Regions from separate parts of the Homo sapiens genome. Here region 1 is linked to region 2. A link is a loop called in an ENCODE intact Hi-C map of the cell type or tissue named here. Cell type or tissue: PC-3. All regions are shown on one strand. Links, peaks and the distances in the headings refer to the core of each region. The heading gives the core; the rest is flanking DNA.

What was found. Hi-C counts contacts between places; a loop is a spot of excess contacts. Peaks named below come from ENCODE experiments on the same cell type or tissue, not always from the same donor. Only the 100,000 strongest peaks of a DNase experiment are listed, where the experiment ranks them.
Region 1: a loop joins it to region 2, with 4 times the contacts of the local background. A loop is called at or near these places in 3 of 110 quality-filtered maps.

The regions. Positions count from the first base shown.
Region 1 is chr10:65,948,090-65,957,849 of GRCh38, reverse strand. The region is part of intron 17 of CTNNA3 (catenin alpha 3); the gene reads left to right. Among named protein-coding and RNA genes, the nearest start is that of CTNNA3-AS1, 130 kb to the left of the region's middle. In PC-3, for the core only: a CTCF peak has its summit at 5,578; a DNase peak (open chromatin) is centred at 7,569.
Region 2 is chr10:65,353,937-65,363,696 of GRCh38, reverse strand. No RefSeq gene overlaps it. Among named protein-coding and RNA genes, the nearest start is that of LINC01515, 210 kb to the left of the region's middle. In PC-3, for the core only: CTCF peaks have their summits at 683 and 4,939; a DNase peak (open chromatin) is centred at 4,936.

The DNA.
Region 1 (9,760 bases), core at 1,094-9,093, 590 kb before region 2:
TCAGATTCACCAAAGTTGAAATGAAGGAAAAAATTAAGGGCAACCAGAGAGAAAGGTCGGGTTACCCACAGAGGGAAGCCCATCAGACTAACAGCAGATCTCTCGGCAGAAACTCTACAAGCCAGAAGAGAGGGCCAATATTCAACATTCTTAAAGAAAAGAATATTCAACCCAGAATTTGATATCCAGCCAAACTAAGCTTCATAAGTGAAGGAGGTATAAAATCCTTTACAGACAAGCAAATGCTGAGATATTTTGTCACCACCAGGCCTGCCTTACAAGAGCTCCTGAAGGAAGCACTAAACATGGAAAGGAACAACCGGTACCAGCCACTGCAAAAACATGCTAAATTGTAAAGACCATCGAGGCTAGAAAGAAACTGCATCAACTAACAAGCAAAATAACCAGCTAACATCATAATGACAGGATCAAATTCACACATAACAATATTAACCTTAAATGCAAATGGGCTAAATGCTCCAATTAAAAGACACAGACTGGCAAATTGGATAAAGAGTCAAGACTCATCAGCATGCTGTATTCAGGAGACCCATCTCACGTGCAGAGACACACATAGGCTCAAAATAAAGGGATGGAGGAAGATCTGCCAAGCAAATGGAAAACAAAAAAAGGCAGGGGTTGCAATCCTAGTCTCTGATAAAACAGACTTGAAACCAAACAAAGATAAAAAGACACAAAGAAGGCCATTACATAATGGTAAAGGGATCAATTCAACAAGAAGAGATAACTGTCCTAAATATATATGCACCCAATACAGAAGCACCCAGACTCATAAAGCAAGTCCTTAGAGACCTACAAAGAGACTTAGACTCCCACACAATAATAATGGGAGATTTTAACACCCCACTGTCAACATTAGACACATCAACGGGACAGAAAGTTAACAAGGATATCCAGGACTTGAACTCAGCTCTGCACCAAGCAGACCTAATAGACATCTACAGAACTCTCCACCCCAAATCAATAGAATATACATTCTTCTCAGCACAACGTCGCACTTATTCCAAAATTGACAACATAGTTGGAAGTAAAGCACTCCTCAGCAAATGTAAAAGAACAGAAATTATAGCAAACTGTCTCTCAGACCACAGTGCAATCAAACTAGGACTCAGGATTAAGAAACTCACTCAAAACCACTCAACCACATGGATACTGAGCAACCTGCTCCTGGATGACTACTGGGTATATAACAAAATGAAGGCAGAAATAAAGATGTTCTTTGAAACCAATGAGAACAAAGACACAACATACCAGAATCTCTGGGACACATTTAAAGCAGTGTGTAGAGGGAAATTTATAGCACTAAATGCCCACAAGAGAAAGCAGGAAAGATCTAAAATTGACACCCTAACATCACAATTAAAAGAACTAGAGAAGCAAGAGCAAACACATTCAAAATCTAGCAGAAGGCAAGAATAACTAAGATCAGAGCAGAACTGAAGGAAACAGAGACACAAAAAACCCTTCAAAAATTCAATGAATCCAGGAGCTGGTTTTTTGAAAAGATCAACAAAATTGATAGACCGCTAGAAAGACTAATAAAGAAGAAAAGAGAGAATAATCAAATAGATGCAATAAAAAATGATAAAGGGGATCTCACCACTTATCCCACAGAAGTACAAACTACCATCAGAGAATACTATAAACACCTCTACACAAATAAACTAGACAATCTAGAAGAAATGAATAAATTGCTGGACACATACACCCTCCCAAGACTAAACCAGGAAGAAGTTGAATCCCTGAATAGACCAATAACAGTCTCTGAAATTGAGGCAATAATTAATAGCATACCAACCAAAAAAAGTCCAGGACCAGAAGGATTCACAGCCAAATTCTCCCAGAGGCACAAAGAGGAGCCAGTTCCATTCCTTCTGAAACTATTCCAATCAATGGAAAAAGACGAAATCCTCCCTAACTCATTTTATGAGGCCAGCATCATCCTGATACCAAAGCCTGGCAGAGACACAACAAAAAAAGAGAATTTTAGACCAATATCCCTGATGAACATTGATGCCAAAATCCTCAGTAAAATACTGGCAAACTGAATCCAGCGGCACATCAAAAAGCTTATCCACCATGATCAAGTAGGCTTCATCCCTGGGATGAAACGCTGGTTCAACATATGCAAATCAATAAACGTAATCCATCACACAAACAGAACCAATGGCAAAAACTACATGATTGTCTCAATAGATGCAGAAAAGGCCTTTGACAAAATTCAACAGCACTTCATGCTAAAAACTCTCAATAAACTAGGTATTGATGGGCCATATCTCAAAATAATAAGAGCTATTTATGACAAACCCTCAGCCAATATCATACTGAATGGGCAACAACTGGAAGCATTCCCTTTGAAAACTGGCGCAAGACAGGGATGCCTTCTCTCACCACTCCTATTCAACATAGTGTTGGAAGTTCTGGCCAGGGCAATCAGGCAGGAGAAGAAAATAAAGGGTATTCAATTAGGAAAAGAGGAAGTCAAATTGTCCCTGTTTGCAGATGACATGATTGTATAGTTAGAAAACCCCATCGTCTCAACCCAAAATCTCCTTAAGCTGATAGGCAACTTCAGCAATGTCTCAGGATACAAATTCAATGTGCAAAAATCACAAGCATTCCTATACGCCAATAACAGACAAACAGAGAGCCAAATCATGAGTGAACTCCCATTCACAATTGCTTCAAAGAGAATAAAATACCTAGAAGTCCAACTTACAAGGGATGTGAAGGACCTCTTCAAGGAGATCTACAAACCACTGCTCAATGAAATAAAAGAGGACACAAACAAATGGAAGAACATTCCATGCTCATGGATAGGAAGAATCAATATTGTGAAAATGGTCATACTGCCCAAGATAATTTATAGATTCAATGCCATCTGCATCAAGATACCAATGACTTCCTTCACAGAATTGGAAAAAAAATACTTTAAAGCTCATATGGAATCAAAAAAGAGCCCACATTGCCATGAAAATCCTAAGCCAAAAGAACAAAGCTGGAGGCATCATGCTACCTGACTTCAAACTATGCTACAAGGCTACAGTAACCAAACAGCATGGTACTGGTACCAAAACAGAGATATAGACCAATGGAACAGAACAGAGCCCTCAGAAATACTACCACACATCTACAACCATCTGATCTTTGACAATTCTGACAAAAACAAGAAATGGGGAAATGATTCCCTATTTAATAAATGGTGCTGGGAAAACTGGCTAGTTATATGTAGAAAGCTGAAACTGGATCCCTTCCTTACACCTTATACAAAAATTAAGTCAAGATGGATTAAAGACTTAAATGTTAGACCTAAAACCGTAAAAACTCTAGAAGAAAACCTAGGCAATACCATTCAGGACATAGGCACGGGCAAGGACTTCATGACTAAAACAACAAAAGCAGTGGCAACAAAAGCCAAAATAGATGAATGGGATCTAATTAAACTAAAGAGCTTCTGCACAGCAAAAGAAACTACCATCAGAGTGAGCAGGCAACCTACAGAATGGGAGAAAATTTTTGCAATCTACCCATCTGACAAAGGTCTAATATCCAGAATCTACAAAGAACTTAAACAAATTTACAAGAAAAAATCAAACAGCCCCATCAAAAAGTGGGCGAAGGATATGAACAGACATTTCTCAAAAGAAGACATTTATGCAGCCAACAGACACATGAAAAAATATTCATCATCACTGACGATCAGAGAAATGCAAATCAAAACCACAGTGAGATACCATCTCACACCAGTTAGAATGGCGATCATTAAAAAGTCAGGAAACAACAGGTGCTGGAGAGGATGTGGAGAAATAGGAACACTTTTACACTGGTGGTGGGACTGTAAACTAGTTCAACCATTGTGGAAGACAGTGTGGTGATTCCTCAAGGATCTAGAACTAGAAATACCATTTGACCCAGCCATCCCATTACTGGGTATATACCCAAAGGAGTATAAATCATGCTGCTATAAAGACACATGCACACATATGTTTATTGTGGCACTATTCACAATAGCAAAGACTTGGAACCAACCCAAATGTCCATCAATGATAGACTGGATTAAGAAAATGTGGCACATATACACCATGGAATACTATGCAGCCATAAAAAAGGATGAGTTCGTGACCTTTGTAGGGACATGGATGAAGCTTGCAACTATCATTCTGAGCAAACTAACACAAGGACAGAAAACCAAACACTGCATGTTCTTACTCATAGGTGGGAATTGAACAATGAGAATACTTGGACACAGGGTGGGGAACATCACACACCGGGGCCTGTCATGGGGTGGGTGGAGGGGGGAGGGATAGCATTAGGAGATATACCTAATGTAAATGATGAGTTAATGGGTGCAGCACACCAACTTGGCACATGTATACATATGTAACAAACCTGCACATTGTGCACATGTATCCTAGAACTTAAAGTATAATAAAAGAAAAAACACTAAAAAAAAAAGAGGTGAGTATATAAAAATTTCTATGGAAAATACATACTGTTGCAGTTCAGTTCCCCTAGTCATCTTGATGTATGAATGTCCTAAATTAGAAATAGAATAAAAAATATAACTCTAAGAAGATTAAAATGTATCTGACTTACCTCAAGGCATTCTCATCAGGGAGCAGATTCTTCATCAACTGTTCACCTAGTATTCCTATACACCACGCCTAGTGGGAAACTGTTGTATTTTGTAAAAGGAGACTTGCTATAAAGAAATAACTATTGTTATATTCTAGCCTGTATATATGAAAAAGGAAATTCAGGAACAAAAATCAATTCATTAGAATGTTTTTAAACTCTTAAAATTACCCTTTCCCCAAATGTCATGCTTTTGGGTCAGCATTTTTTTGGTACTGCTCAAGACTGATTAATTATGTAACCACTCTGTTCTGTGGATTTCTTTTAATGTGTTTAATCACGTTCTCTTAGCCTGAGGCAGGTGTGCCAAAGCCACAATTTAAAAAACTGGATGATAAATAAAACTAATCAGTCAAAGGGGAAAGATCAGAAAGACTGAAAATTCGCCAAGCAACTGCAACTCAGCTTCAACAGAAATCAAGGGGCCATGTTCATTCAATTAGGAAAGATAGGAAACAGCAATAATTCAGCTATTGACCAAAAGAGCCATGAGGGCTTACAGAATGTAGGCAATCAAGTACTTACAGAATGACAGTAGGTTAATGTGTTTGCTTTGTTAAAGCATTAAGGAAAATAGTTAATGAGCTTTCTGAACCTACTGCAATCATTTGTAGACAGAAAGAAAACAGGGAAAATTAAAAAAAAATTGGAAAATTAACTGGAATATTTATAGAGAAAGAAAGACGGGAAGAAGTATGAAGTGGAAGGGAGAGAAGCAAAAGAAATGAAGAAAGGGAAAGGAGGAGAAGCAAGAAGAGGAGGAATAAAAGAAAGAAAAAGGAAAGAGAAGAAAGAAGATGCTTCAGTAAATTCAACCCTATTGAGTGTTGCTTTTTGTTTCTTTTAATCTTAAGCAGGAGGTACATGGAAGTAATCAGACCTTAGTAATTTAAAGGATATACTTCAAAAAATGCATGTGGGGGTGCTGTTCTTCCTTTTTTTCTTTTGTATTGCATTGTAATAAAGTGGACTAAGGCATTTCCTTGATATCTAGGTAAACTAATATTACAATGAATTGGATTTTCTTTTTGATTGTGCAATGCATTCAGTTATAATGGTACTTGAAGAAACCTTAGAAATAATCTCTTTATGTTATAGCTATCTATCTCATATTCATTTTATAAACAATGAAATAGGTGAGGGATTTTTTTTTTTTTTTTTTTTGAGGCGGAGCCTCGCTCTGTCGCCCGGTCTGGAGTGCAATGGTGCCATCTCGGCTCACTGCAAGCTCCGCCTCCCGGGTTCATGCCATTCTCCTGTCTCAGCCTCCTAAGTAGCTGGGACTACAGGTGCCCGCCATCACGCCCGGCTAATTTTTTTGTATTTTTAGTAGAGACGGGGTTTCACCGTGTTAGCCAGGATGGTCTCGATCTCCTGACCTCGTGGTCCGCTCACCTCGGCCTCCCAAAGTGCTGGGATTACAGGCGTAAGCCACCGCGCCTGACCTAGAATCTCATGTTCTTTATTTCATTCTAGGTCTCATGTTCTTTACTTCATTGCTACTGAAATGAAGCCCTATGACCTCTCGGTGACTTTAGTGCTGAGATGACAGGGGTGGGAGGTAGGAGAGGAGTGGGTGGTATTAGCATACCCTGCTAGGATGGTTGCTACATACATCAAGAGCTAAGGAATGATTTTAATTGAAAGATGTGGGGAAACACAGACTAGAGCACAGTATTAATAATAGTGATGATTTAATGATTCTGGATTCTTAAGAAGAACTAATCAGAACAGACACTTCAGCCTCAAAATGAGAAGCTAACATGAGGCTATAGAAAAGCTGCTGGACCCCAAATTATAAGACCTGTTATAGTCTAGACATTAATCTCTTTGGGTCCATTTCTTCATCTATCAAGTTTGGGATGAAATGAGCCTCGTGGTTCCTTCCAAATCAGAATCTCTGATCTTATTCTTCTTTGTTTTACCTTTCCCTTCACAGTTGCTATCCAAATTACTCTTCTCAGTACCAACTGACAAATTATATTATGCTACAGAAGGCAGTTTTGTTTCATTTTGATTGATTTTAAGAGGGTGCTTCTCCAATTTTGCTTAAGCAATCTGCATCAGTGAGAATGAGATCAGCTCCTTCAGGAGTTACCTGCTAATTGCAAACCTAGAAAAAAGTACATGTGTACCAAAATGGTACAATATATTGTTTATGATTTGAGAATTGATTTGACATGGTTTACTGAGACTGCTGTGGTATCTCTCTCACAAATGGCAGTGATCTGTTTTGTGAAATTAGATCCCTTTTGTGCAATTACAGAGATAGAAAAAAAAATCTGGATGAAGCACACACACACAAACCTGGATATGGGAAGGAAAGAAATGAAGGGGGGAGATAAAAAAAAGTATAGATGTGATGTGAGAGTCTCTACTGTTAAATGTACTCCTTACAATAATTACTATATTCTTATTCATATGTCAAATAGTTCCATATTATTCAAAAGGAATTTTGCCTGAATTTAAAACTTAGCATAAACAATTATTTCTGTTCTGGAGTAAATAATTAGCTTGGTTGTTATCAATCCTTAGAAAAGAGGGAGGAGATTAATTATTTCTCTTGTGTGCTAAACAACCTGAACTATAGAACTTCAAAGCCAGAGATGAAATGAGAGGCCATGAAAGTGAACAAGATGTATTTGACAACTATAGGAATGTGCCAAATTCCCCATTAGGCAAAGTGCAGCTGAAGGAAAAAAACAGAGCTGGATGCAGACATCCTGATGTTCACGAGTTGAGCTGAAAGCCAGGGAAAAACACAGAAGAAAAGGGGAGAGAAGACAAAAAAAAAAATCAAGTAGCTGTAGATTCTAGGATAGTAAAGTGCTGGCGTCAAAATCTATAAAGGCATGTATAAGGCAGAACTGAAAGCAGATGTGGAAAAAGGCACAAGACTGTATGGATGATATTTGCAAAAGTAGTCATTTCAGTCTGACTCATGCTGAATTTATGCTTGTTGTTGCATAATATGAAAGAATACTAAAGTCACAGGATAAAAACTGTGAGGTTGTTTGTGTGTGTGTGTGTGTGTGTTCCCTAGCAAAATCAATGAAATTCCATATTTTCCCTTTTGATTACTAATGTCTGAATGTTATTAATAGCAAATCAATAACTCCTAGTAATAATTATTAAACATTGATTTTTTTCATGCTTTCATCTGTTCCACAGTTTCTCATCTGCAGCACTATTGACTTTGGGGGCTGGATAATTCTTTGTTGTGGGGGGCTTCCTTGAACATTGTAGAGTGTTTAACAACATTTCCAGTCTCCACCCACTCTGATGCCAGTGGCCATCCCTTTACCTGGTTGCCCATTTTCCTGCTACTGTGAGTGTTGGCTGCTAACATCTCACAGCTGCTCCTTCTTCTGGATAATGTTGTCAGCCAAGCAGGAGTCACTATGTATGAGTGGTTATGCACCACCACCCCTGCATGCTCTGACAACCAATCGCTAATAACTGACTGAGAGAAGGATATAAAGCTCAGGCTCCTTGCTTCAAGATGGAACCAACTCTGCTGTACAATTTCACAACCCGCTCTGAGGTCAGGTAAAGCTAGTCTCAGACTTAGATTAATAATTTTCTTATTAGTTCCAGGCCCTACCTCCCCATGCTTTTTTCTTCCCTCCCCTTCTGAGAACAGACCTTCAGTAAAGCACATGAGTAAATTTCTCTCAGGCTCTCTTTGTGGGTACCTACTCAAGAGACAAATAGTAGCATCATTGTGTCCTTTACTGTCACTTTATAGGTGGAGAAAAGGTGACAGGAGTATTTGCTGATTTGGTGAATACTCTTATTGACACATTTATATATATTCTCTATCCTCCCAACAGTGCTACAAGTAAACTTATGATATTTTGTTGACAAGAAAAGAAAGGCTAATAAATGAACATAACTTGCCAAATGTCACATGGTTAGTAACTGATGGAGCGAAAATGTGAATTTGGGCTTTATTTTCAGAGCTCTTTGTGTCATTCCATGCTAACATATATTTATTCTCATTTTGCCTGCTCTGAAACAACACCGCAGAGATGAATAAGCAAGGTCTTTGTTCTCTAGAAATGCAGCCAGAAAGAAAAGACAAGCAAAAAATAATAATAAATTACAGGAAGTTTTATTTCATAAATAGAGTTTGTTTCCACCTGCTTCTGAAAAATTACAACAGTTTCAGAAATCAAGAAAAATATAAAAATTTGAAACTCAAAATAGAAACAAGCTCTAAAGAATTTTCAAAAGTATAAAGACTTTTGGGATTAATTAGTTACTCTAGATGAGTAAACTTAACTAGAAATTAATAAGTAATTATAGTTTAGAGTTGTCATTACTTGTTGATAGACAGCATAGACATTTCTTAAGACAGAACATTTTTTCAGGCTTCAAATTTAAAGAGAAACTTATTGTGTATGGTAATTATTTGAATAACAAATGGTAACATGAATAACAAATGGTAACAAATGGTAACAATGTCCTAACCTAGGGGTCTGTAAAAGACAGAAATGTTCAAATAGACATTTCTTCATTGACCCTCAATAAAACCTGAAGTTACATTAAATTTCAACTTAGTGAAGGCTCTTTAGCACGGATTTGTGGTAATAATATGACCTGGAAATGTTACTTTCTGATGATCTAGCTAATCACAAAAAAAAACACTGACAACCATAGGGGAATAAGTGCATTAAGTTGTCTCTTTGCAATATTTGATGTCTTAAGGAAGCTTTGGTCAAGCCCTGGGTCACAGGCAATTCGTGGTTGAGTTTTCTAGCAACATTCAGTGTTTTTTAAAAAGTGATCTATACTCTTTCTATGTATATATTCATACATTGTGTAGACATTGAGCACCTACTATGTTGGGGGGGGTGTGCATGCATGCGCTTACGTGGTATTTCTTTCTTTCTTTTTTTTTTTTTTTTTTTGAGATGGAGTCTCGCTCTGTTGCCCAGGCTGGAGTGCAGTGGCATGATCTCGGCTCACTGCAAGCTCCGCCTCCCGGGGTCATGCCATTCTCCTGCCTCAGTCTCCCGAGTAGCTGGGACTACAGGCGCCCACCACCACGCCCAGCTAATTTTTTAAAAATATTTTTAGTAGAGACGGGGTTTCACCGTGT
Region 2 (9,760 bases), core at 569-8,568:
ATCAAAGATAAAAGAATAATTTTTTGATATAAGCCTGAATATCACTATCTCTGACTTCAATACATATTAGATAACATTATAGGTAAACATGTCTAACCTTAGAGAGTTGATAACTGATAAGCTCTCTTGTTTTTGTAAAATTTGAAGCATAGTCAAAGTCATATGAAAGAGATGGAGACAAGGTAGCATATTTGAGAGGAATAAAGATAGTAAGGAATAGATTTCCCAAAAGTGAGATAAGAAGAGTAATACTCTGGCTAGGCACAGTGGCTCACACCTGTAATCCCAGCATTTTGGGAGGCTGAGACAGGAGGATCACTTGAACCCAGAAGTTCAAGACCAGCCTGGGAAATATAGTGAGATCTCATCTCTACAAAAAACAAAACAAAAATTTAGTCAGACGTGGTGGTGCATGCATGTGGTTGAGGCTACTCAGGAGGCTGAAGTGGAAGATTGCTTGAGCCCAGGAAGTAGATGCTGCAGTGAGATATGATGACATCACTGCGCTCCAGCTTGGGTGACAGAGCAAGACTCTATGTTTCAAATCAAAACAACAACAACAAAATAAAAGTAAGACTCTGTATGTGGATTTCACCCAAGCCAGTTGTGATCCTGGGGATGGCCACATGTGGGCGAGCAGCTGTATTCAAATAACATATTATGCTTAAATTAATGTTCTTAGACTCAAGCCAATTAATACAAATTTATATTATTTTAGAAATGAAAGCATTAATCATCCATATCCACAAAGGTTTATGTCAAGTTAACAAATCAAAAATTAAATTTAGATACACTGGCACCATGCTTCATTGAATATTTATCTTAGGATTTCATTTGCAGTCAGATAACTCATTTCTAATTCAGTCAATGAATCAACTACTAAGAATTTGTTTTAAGTATCAAATATGAGCGTAAAGCTAGTCTGGAAGGCAATACAGGAAAATTTTAAGAAATTATACTGATCTTCAAGATTCTTAGACTCTAGAGCAGCGAATAATATAAAAAGTGGCAAATAAAATAGCACATTGTTGTCAAAATTCACAACTGGACAACTAATTATAAATTGGTATAGCAGTTAAATCAAGCCTGAATATTTATGCATTTATTAAGCTTTGAAGTATGAGCTAAAGTCTTCGACTTGAAGTACCTTACGTTATGATTTAGAAGAAAAAATAAATACCCTCAAATTATTTTCAGGAATAGAAGGCAATACTTATCAAATGACAAATGACAGGAATAAAATATGTATGGTACTAACTGGATAATTATGGAATCGGTAATAGTTGATAAAAATATTAAACGGGTTTAATGTTTTATGAGAAAAAACAAGATACATAAATAAAAAAGAATCAGAGATTTGAAAACAAATTTTTTAAAAAGCAAAGTATCAGCCCCAGTGGACAAACCCCTAAAATATACAGACTACATTTGGGTTAAATAGATGAATTCCCAGTTATAATGAACGAAGGCTGCATTTGCAATGACCCTTGTTCACGAGCACATATTGCATTCCTTATTACCATTTCTCCTACTGAAGAAAATGTACAGGGTGGAGTAAGTATGAAGTCACTTTCCTAGGAAGCATTAAATAATAATTAATGAGACAATGGTCAGTAAGGGGATGGAGAACATAGAGCACTATTTGGAGTGTGCCTCTTAGTAGAAGGAATTTAAAGGGGAAGACAACATGAGTGAAGGCATCATCATCAAAGACTAAGACAGAAATAGTAAACCATTTACACAACAGTAGTGCACTGGTAATATCCAAACATATGATACAATTTGGAGGAGTGAAAAGTAAGACTGATTAGGTAAGAGTAGAATACACAATGGGAGGCTTTGCAAGTCAGTGAGAATAAATTTGGTTTAAAGCAATGAAAATTAGGAAGCCATTAGAACATTTTGGAGTAAGAAAGTGGTAAAAATAGTATTGTCAGATAATCTACCAAGATCTAGGGTAGAAGAATATTTAAAAATAATTAACCCAGCCTGTAGGAAGACTAAACTATTGCTCAGGATAGATTGGATTCGGATAGAGCTGCAAAGAGAGAAAACAGCAAAGAAGACCATAGAGTGTAACAGTATCTTCTCTCCTGTTTTTATGCTTTGGGAGTGGAACTATGTCAAAACATTGCAAAATTTCTATTTGTGATAGAATATCAGCATATGTTTCTAGCAAACTTTCAGGGCATTGTAACAAAATTTTAAAAATATACACATAAATTTCATGGTGCCTTTAGACAAATATAAAGTCATTAGACTTTAGACTTTAGTCTTTAGACTATAGACTCTAAAATCTTTCGACTTAATATTAGTCTAAAGGCACCATGGAATTTATGTGGATTCGAGTTTTACAAATAAATAGAACCAATAGAGTATATAGAGAGATATATATGAGGAGGTTTATTATGAGAATTGGCTGATACAATTATGGAGGCCAAGAAGCCCCACAATAGTTAGATATGCCATCTGCAAGAAGGAGAGGCAGAAAAGTTGGTAGTGTAATTTAGATGAAAGATGAATGCCTAAGAACCAGGGAAGCTGATGATATAACACCCAAGGACTAAGGCTGACAAGCTGGTGTAAGTTCCGAAGTCCAAAAATAAGGAGCATCAGATGTCCCAAGCCAGAAGAAGATGGATGTCCCAGCACAAGCAGAGAGAGCAAATTCAACTTTTCTCTGCCTTTTTGTTTTATTCAGGTTTTCAGCAGATTGGATGATGCCAACCCCACAGTGGTGACGGTGAATCTTCTTTACTCAGTCTACTGACTCAATCACCTATCTCTTCTAGAAACACTCTGAGAGACACACTCAGAAAGAATGTTTATCTGGGCATCCCTTAACCTCATCAAGTTGGAACATAAAATTGACCATCACAGTCTTGATATGTTAAAATATCACATTTATCTCAGGAAATCTGCACTAAGCTTTTATTTTTAAATGTTTTATGGGAATAATCTTAATAAAATCTGACCTGCGATGTGTGATGAGATTAAATTAGTCTCAACTTATTTAAGTGCAGGCACACGATAATATCAATATAATCTAATAACATCAAATAGTTCTTTACAAATATGTATTGCACATGCCAGAAGCCAGATACTATGTGACAATGAATTCACATATAAAATTGGCTATGAAAAGAAATGTTGTCTAAATTCATTATTCAAGTTTTCTGCTAAAACAGTGGTTAAAAAAAAACTGTAAAATTTGAATTAATCCATTATTGTTCCTATCATAAGACACAGATTTTGTTTAAATGTCCATCAAAGACAAACTTTGTCAGGTTTTCTCAAGCTCAATGTATTTTAGGATGAGGGAGGCAAATATTGGAGGTTTCAGACACATACAGGCAAATTAAAGAATTTCTACTACATATAATACATCTAAGTACAATAGTTAACTAAAGGTGTCAAAAGGCCAGGGTGGGTCTCAAGATCTAGGGAAAGACTGGGCTGGTATTCAAAAGAAAGGCATAGATTTTTAACTTGGATCTGCTACTATGAAAATTTCAATTACACTCACCCAATCTTGTTTTCCTTGTCAGTGAAATGGTTAGAAGAGTGAGGTAATAATACTAATTTAATAATACTACTGGGCAGAAGTTTTGATCTAACATTTTGGGAGCTTACTGTGAGTGAACTGAGCATTATAAATTCTTTACATGCATTATTTTCATTAATCCTTAAAACAGCTAGAAGAGGAAGTGTCACTCTCATTTCCATTTTTATATAGGGGAAGTGTAAATTTCAGATGAGAAAATTGAGTTTAGTAAATTATGCAACTTTTCCAATATACTTAGGTCATAAGTGCTGTGAAGTATTATGCATTGTTATGCCCCTCTACTGCAGAATGACAATGTATAGATAACAATGGAAAAAATAATAAGAAATGCTTTGTATACTATAAAGTATGTTATAAATATACTATAATTATTTTATTTTACTGTATTATAAATATGCTGTGAAAATTTTTGAGCCTAATGAATTTTTATGTTATCACAGTACTTTCCATTAAAAATACTGAATAAATATTTGTTAAATGAAGAAAGGAAGGAAAGAGAGGAGTATATTAACATGATGTAGCTTACTGGAGAAAGTAAGGAAAACCTATGAAGTTGAACCATATCAAAGTACCATTTTTGTAAGACAAAATGGTTGATAATATGCAAATTCATATAGCTCAAACTAATGTAAATAACACAACAAAACTTTACTCAAGTTATCTTCAACTTAACTTGAAGAAATTATTTTATTTAAGAACAAGTGCATTTTGGCTTCTGGTGTTGTATCTAATGATAAATGCTGTGGCAATTCTTTTGTTCCCTGTAATACCCCAGAACACCATGGCTTAAGACAACAATTTATTATTTCTCACAATTTTGCTTTGGACTTAGAATTCCTATATTTGCAAATTCTGCCTGACAAATGAACACTTCCTTCATTTGTTCATCACTCTTTTTCCATACCTCATAATGTATACGTCTAAAAGAAAATAAAAATAGCTGATGCTATGAACAGTCTGCCTAAAATTCCCCTAAACCAAATACACAAGTTTCTTACATACATTCTCTATTTTTATTTACCACTGATGACATTTTACCACTTTGTTTTTCCTTCTACATGACATCGTCTCCCTTTCTTTGGCCTCCAGTGGCAGTTTTCTCTCTGCCCTTCCAGCCTCCACTCACGATCTCGTTGCTATTCTGTTGTCTCCATTCCTAACCAGTCCCAACCCCAATGTTACAAGTTTTAGATTTTTGAAATGAAATGTTATACATTTTTAAATCAGCCCCTAATCCTGATTTAGGGTATTTCAGTCTTCCATGTCTATGTAATAAACCATCCAAGATTCTCACTGCTGAGAACTGCTATTTATTTTTTTCACAATTCTACAGATGGCCTGCTGGCTCCCCTGCTGGCTTCTCTTGGACTCCCTCATGTGGCTGCATTCAGTGGGAGCGTTGTTTGAGCTGGAAAATTCAAGAAGGGCTCTATGGCATGTCTGTCTTTGGTGTCTGCTGTTTGCTGGGGTGCCTTGATTTTCTTCCACATGGAGTTCAAACTATTATCATTTCCCTTTCCCACCTCCTCATTTACTTTCAAAATGTAGGCATATTCTCCTCAAATTCACCTATACTGCAAAGTACTAAATGATTTATTCTAGTAGACTTCAGAGGTGTTACACTGCCCTTCAGGGACAATTTTGAATATTTTTGGAGGTATTTGTGTCTTTTGATAGAGATGTTTTTAAGAATTTACATATAGCAATGCATATTTTAAAAATATACTTTTCTTCAAACTTACTTTGAGTTTCAGTTATACACTGTATTGATGTTATCATTTTTAAAGTATAACACATGCAATACAATTTAATAAATTAAGTGTACACTTCGATAAGTTTTATAAACTTATAGTCATGGAACCTCTAAAAAAACCATGAATGAACTTAGCCATCACCTCAAAAAGTTCACTCATGGCCTGGGCCCAGTAACTCACGCCAGTAATCCCAGCACTTTGGGACGCCAAGGCTAGAGGATTGTTTGAGCCCAGGATTCAAGACCAGCCTTAGCAACATAGCAAGCCTCCATCTTTGCAAAAAATAAAAATAATTAGCCAGTCACATTGTTGCATGTCTGTGCTCTCAGCTGTTGGGGAGGCTGTGGTAGGAGGAGTGAGACTGTCTCAAAAAAAAAAAGTGGCCTGGCACTGTGGCTCACGTCTGTAATCCCAGCACTTTGGGAGGCTGAGGCGGGAGGATCACTCGACGTCAAGAGTTCAAGACCAGCCTGGCCAAGATGGTGAAACCCAATCTCTACTAAAAAGTACAAAAATTAGCCAGGCGTGATGGTGCATGCTTGTAATGCCAGCTACTTGGGAGGCTGAGGCAGGAGAATCACCTGAACCCAGGAGGCGAAGGTAGCAGTGAGCTGAGATCGTGCCACTGCACTCCAGCCTGGGCAACAAAGAGAGACTCCGTCTCAGAAAGCAGACAAACAAACAAACAAACAAAAGTTCCCTGATCCCCCAACCTTTGGTCCCTGGCAACCATTGATCTTCTGTCTGCCACTTCAGTCTTATCAAAAGGTCTGGCATTTTCTGACCCGCATTTATTTTTTGGATGGATAACATACAGTGCATATATTGTGGTGATAAAAAAGATACCATATTAAGAAGACTCTTGAGTAGGGTAAAGCTTTGACTTTACATCAAAGGCAGTGAGGACCTATTAGTGGATCTTTAATAAGCGAGATTCTTGATACAACTTGCAATTCCAAATCTTCCAGAAGCAGTAGAGGGAAATGTGAACCTGGAGGTAAAGAGTAAGTTCAGGTGAGCAATGATGATGCCTGAAATAAGACAATAATACACACTTGTTTTGTTGTTGCTATTGCTGTTCTGTTTTGTTTTAGGCTTTTAGCAGCCTGACACCATGGGTTTTAGTTTCTTTATTTAGTGATAAGCAGAAAAGAGGGATGAGGAAGGGGCTTTACTGGTCCAACCAGAAACAGAAACTAAGAACCCATGACTGTATTCTCTCCCTTGGACACCCCAATAGGAGGAGTAGAGTAGAGGGTAGAGGGCTGAGAGAGATTGAGCAGGCTGCTCTAAGCAAAGCCTGGAGAAATGAAGGGTTATAGTCAGGATTTTGGGTTCAAAAGCAGAAAGGGTAGTAGAGCTTTAGTCACACACACACACACAAAAAAAAACAGAGAAGCAGGATTGAGGTGAAAAGAAAAAAAGAATGATGGAGTTAAACTTTGATAATATTTAATCTGAAATACTTGTGAAATATTTAGGTGAAAGTGTCTAATCGTTTCCAAGACCAAGAAAAATGTCTAGATTAAGACTACTGATTTGGAAGTCATAAAGTAGATATTGAAAGCAATATGATTTGTAGACCTATTCCACTAACAAAATGTACTTCTTCTCCTATATTTTTTCCTTGAAGCTAGAAATATTCTGCTTTTGTAATATCTGTACCCTTCTATCTCTTTCTACTTGCACTTACCTTTTTTGGGCTTTGATCATTTCCGACATATAGAACGATAATAACCTCCTCCCTTAAGTCCCCCACCTAACACAGTTTAAATACTGCTATCACAGTCATTGCCCCCGGCCCCTCTCTTTGGCTAAAAGGCTCCTCTTCTTCCAATCACTACCTGTAAAATTGCTGTCAATCTTACAAGATCCAGTTATAAAGAGCTTCTTCATTTAACCCTGTTATGATTGTATCCCTACACACACATGCAATTTCTATATTCTATTTTCTACTTGTTTCTACTCTTTCTATTTTCTGCTATTTTCTACTTTCCAGTTTCTATTTTCTACAGAAAATAAAATGTACCTATCACTTTAAGATACAGAACTGATAACTAAACAATAGAATTTTAACATTGTCATTAAAAAGTCAGATAAAATGGGAGAATAGCTCAAAATGAGAAAGATTAAACATGCAAACTATTTAATAAAAATAATACACAACTCAACATGGGATGTATAAAATGAATTGAATTTATAATATATGGTTGCATTTAAAAATCTGTATTATAAAGAAAAGAATGCTTAGTATAATTAGTAATAACTTAGTATAATCAATAATGACCAATGTCAAAAAAGTTATTGGGATCATAAAAGACACATTATTTCTTGTAACTTGAAGGTTCAGCTCAACTTTCCTTCATAGATGTTATTTAAAAAATAAAAACATGAAAATGCATTGTTAAGATAGATTATCTTTTAGAAACCATCAAGGCATAGAAAGCAAATCAAAAAATCATTTTCGATGTTTCTTAATGAAATCCCACACTAGTATTTATAGCTGAATAAAGCCTTAAATATTTTTCCTAAAACATAATGGTATATATTTTAATACATTACAGAAGACTTGTAAATTAGTGCTGTCCCACTATCCCTAGACCTTGGAGAAATTTAGGGCTGAGATAGAGAAGCCATTTACTATTCACCAAGTCACATAGATTAGTTGCTGTATCTCTTTGTGGTTTGAGTGTGCATTAGAGACCAAATCCTATTCATCCCAATTTATTTTTAAATACCCATGATGAGCCTTGGCTTTTCTTTTTACAGAGAGGATGGAAATATCAATGAAAGAGCTAAAAATCAGACACTTCTAACACTTGGCAGCTGCACCCACTTGCTGTATCAGGGGGTATTCTAGGTATCCATGTGGGGTAGCTCAGGCCCCCAGGAGGCCTATTAACAAGGCTGGTTTCATTGTGCCTGCTGCCTTGGACAAAGAAAGAATTATAAGCCTGTTATGGCTTTATCTTTTACACTTGTTTCTTTAGGTCTCATGCAGTACCATACGTATTTCCCTGTCTTCAAATTCTCTTTGTTTTTGTCTTCCTCTCAGGCTTATGACTCAGCTCCTTGCCTTGCTATTTTTTTAACAAGTTTTCAGATTGAACACCTATCCTAATCTATCATCTGACTTGCCTCCATTATCGGCTTGATCCATTTTCCTTGTCCTTATTTTTACTGCCCACACAATTAGAGAATTAACTGCTTCCCTCCTTGTATATACACAGAGTTGACTTGGAAATGTGACTTTGAAATCACGCTACTCCCACTCCCACAAAACAATATGGAAATGGAAATGGAAATTTGGGCCTGAAAATCATATTGGAATTAACCTACAAATTGACACATAGTAGATGAAATCAAGGATATAGAGTCAACTTGAAGAAACACAGAATAGCTCTCATGGGTTTGGTTAGTAAAGTGTGTGTGTGTGTGTGTGTGTGTGTGTGTGTGACTTAGAAACATTTTAGCAGTGCTCTTCTACCCAGTTTTCAGTGCCTACACGTTTTTTGTTTACACAGCCAATAAGTAGCTATAATGACATTTTTAGCTTTAATTTTGTCAAGATGCCATGGAAATTTTCTAACATAGGTAACCTATTTGGTTATAGTTCTACTCTAGTGCCTAGGGCAGTGCAGATCACCCAGCTGCTTCTACAGGAGATCATCATCTGGTGGTGAATTCCTTGTAGCTATGTGCTAGTCAATTAGGAGGTGCTGATCAAGTCTCCAAGTCTGTTTGAGAGGAGTTTGTTCCATAGCTGCTTCAGAGGGTGTTTCACGTAACTTACTCTTGTAAAGAAACTTGAAGGTAAATTAGTTGTATGCATTGTTTGGAAAATGAATATTCCCCGTGCTGTAGAGAGTCTGTGGGTGATGAGGATTGGTGAAGATATTGGGGATTGAGGAATTGTCCTGTGCCCTGGTTTATCTTATTTGCTAAAAACTACACCTCACTGCCTGGGCCTAAGAAGTGATCGATCATGTGCATTGCCTTCTTTCCCTGACTCAGTCCCTCCTCACTTCCTATTGCTCTTTCCTGTAAAAAACTTTCCCTCTCTATTCCATCCCTCCCTCCCCTGTTTCCTAGGTTCTGCCAACTTTTCTTGCTGAAATAATCTCACCTCAGTTTTGTTGATGAAGAGTCAAATTCTGTAAAATATTTGAGGAGATTTATTATAAGCCTAATATGAACTACCATGGCCTGTGACGCAGCCCTTAGGAGATCCTGAGAACATGTGCCCAAGGTGGTCAGGGTGCAGCTTGGTTTTATACATTTTAAGGAAATATGAGACTTCAATCATTTAAGAAATATTTAGGGTGGTGGTGGGCACCTGTAATCCCAGCTACTTGGGAGGCTGAGGCAGGAGAATCGCTTGAACCTGGGAGGTGAAGGTTGCATTGAGCCAAGATTGCGTCAGTGCACTCCAGCCTGGATG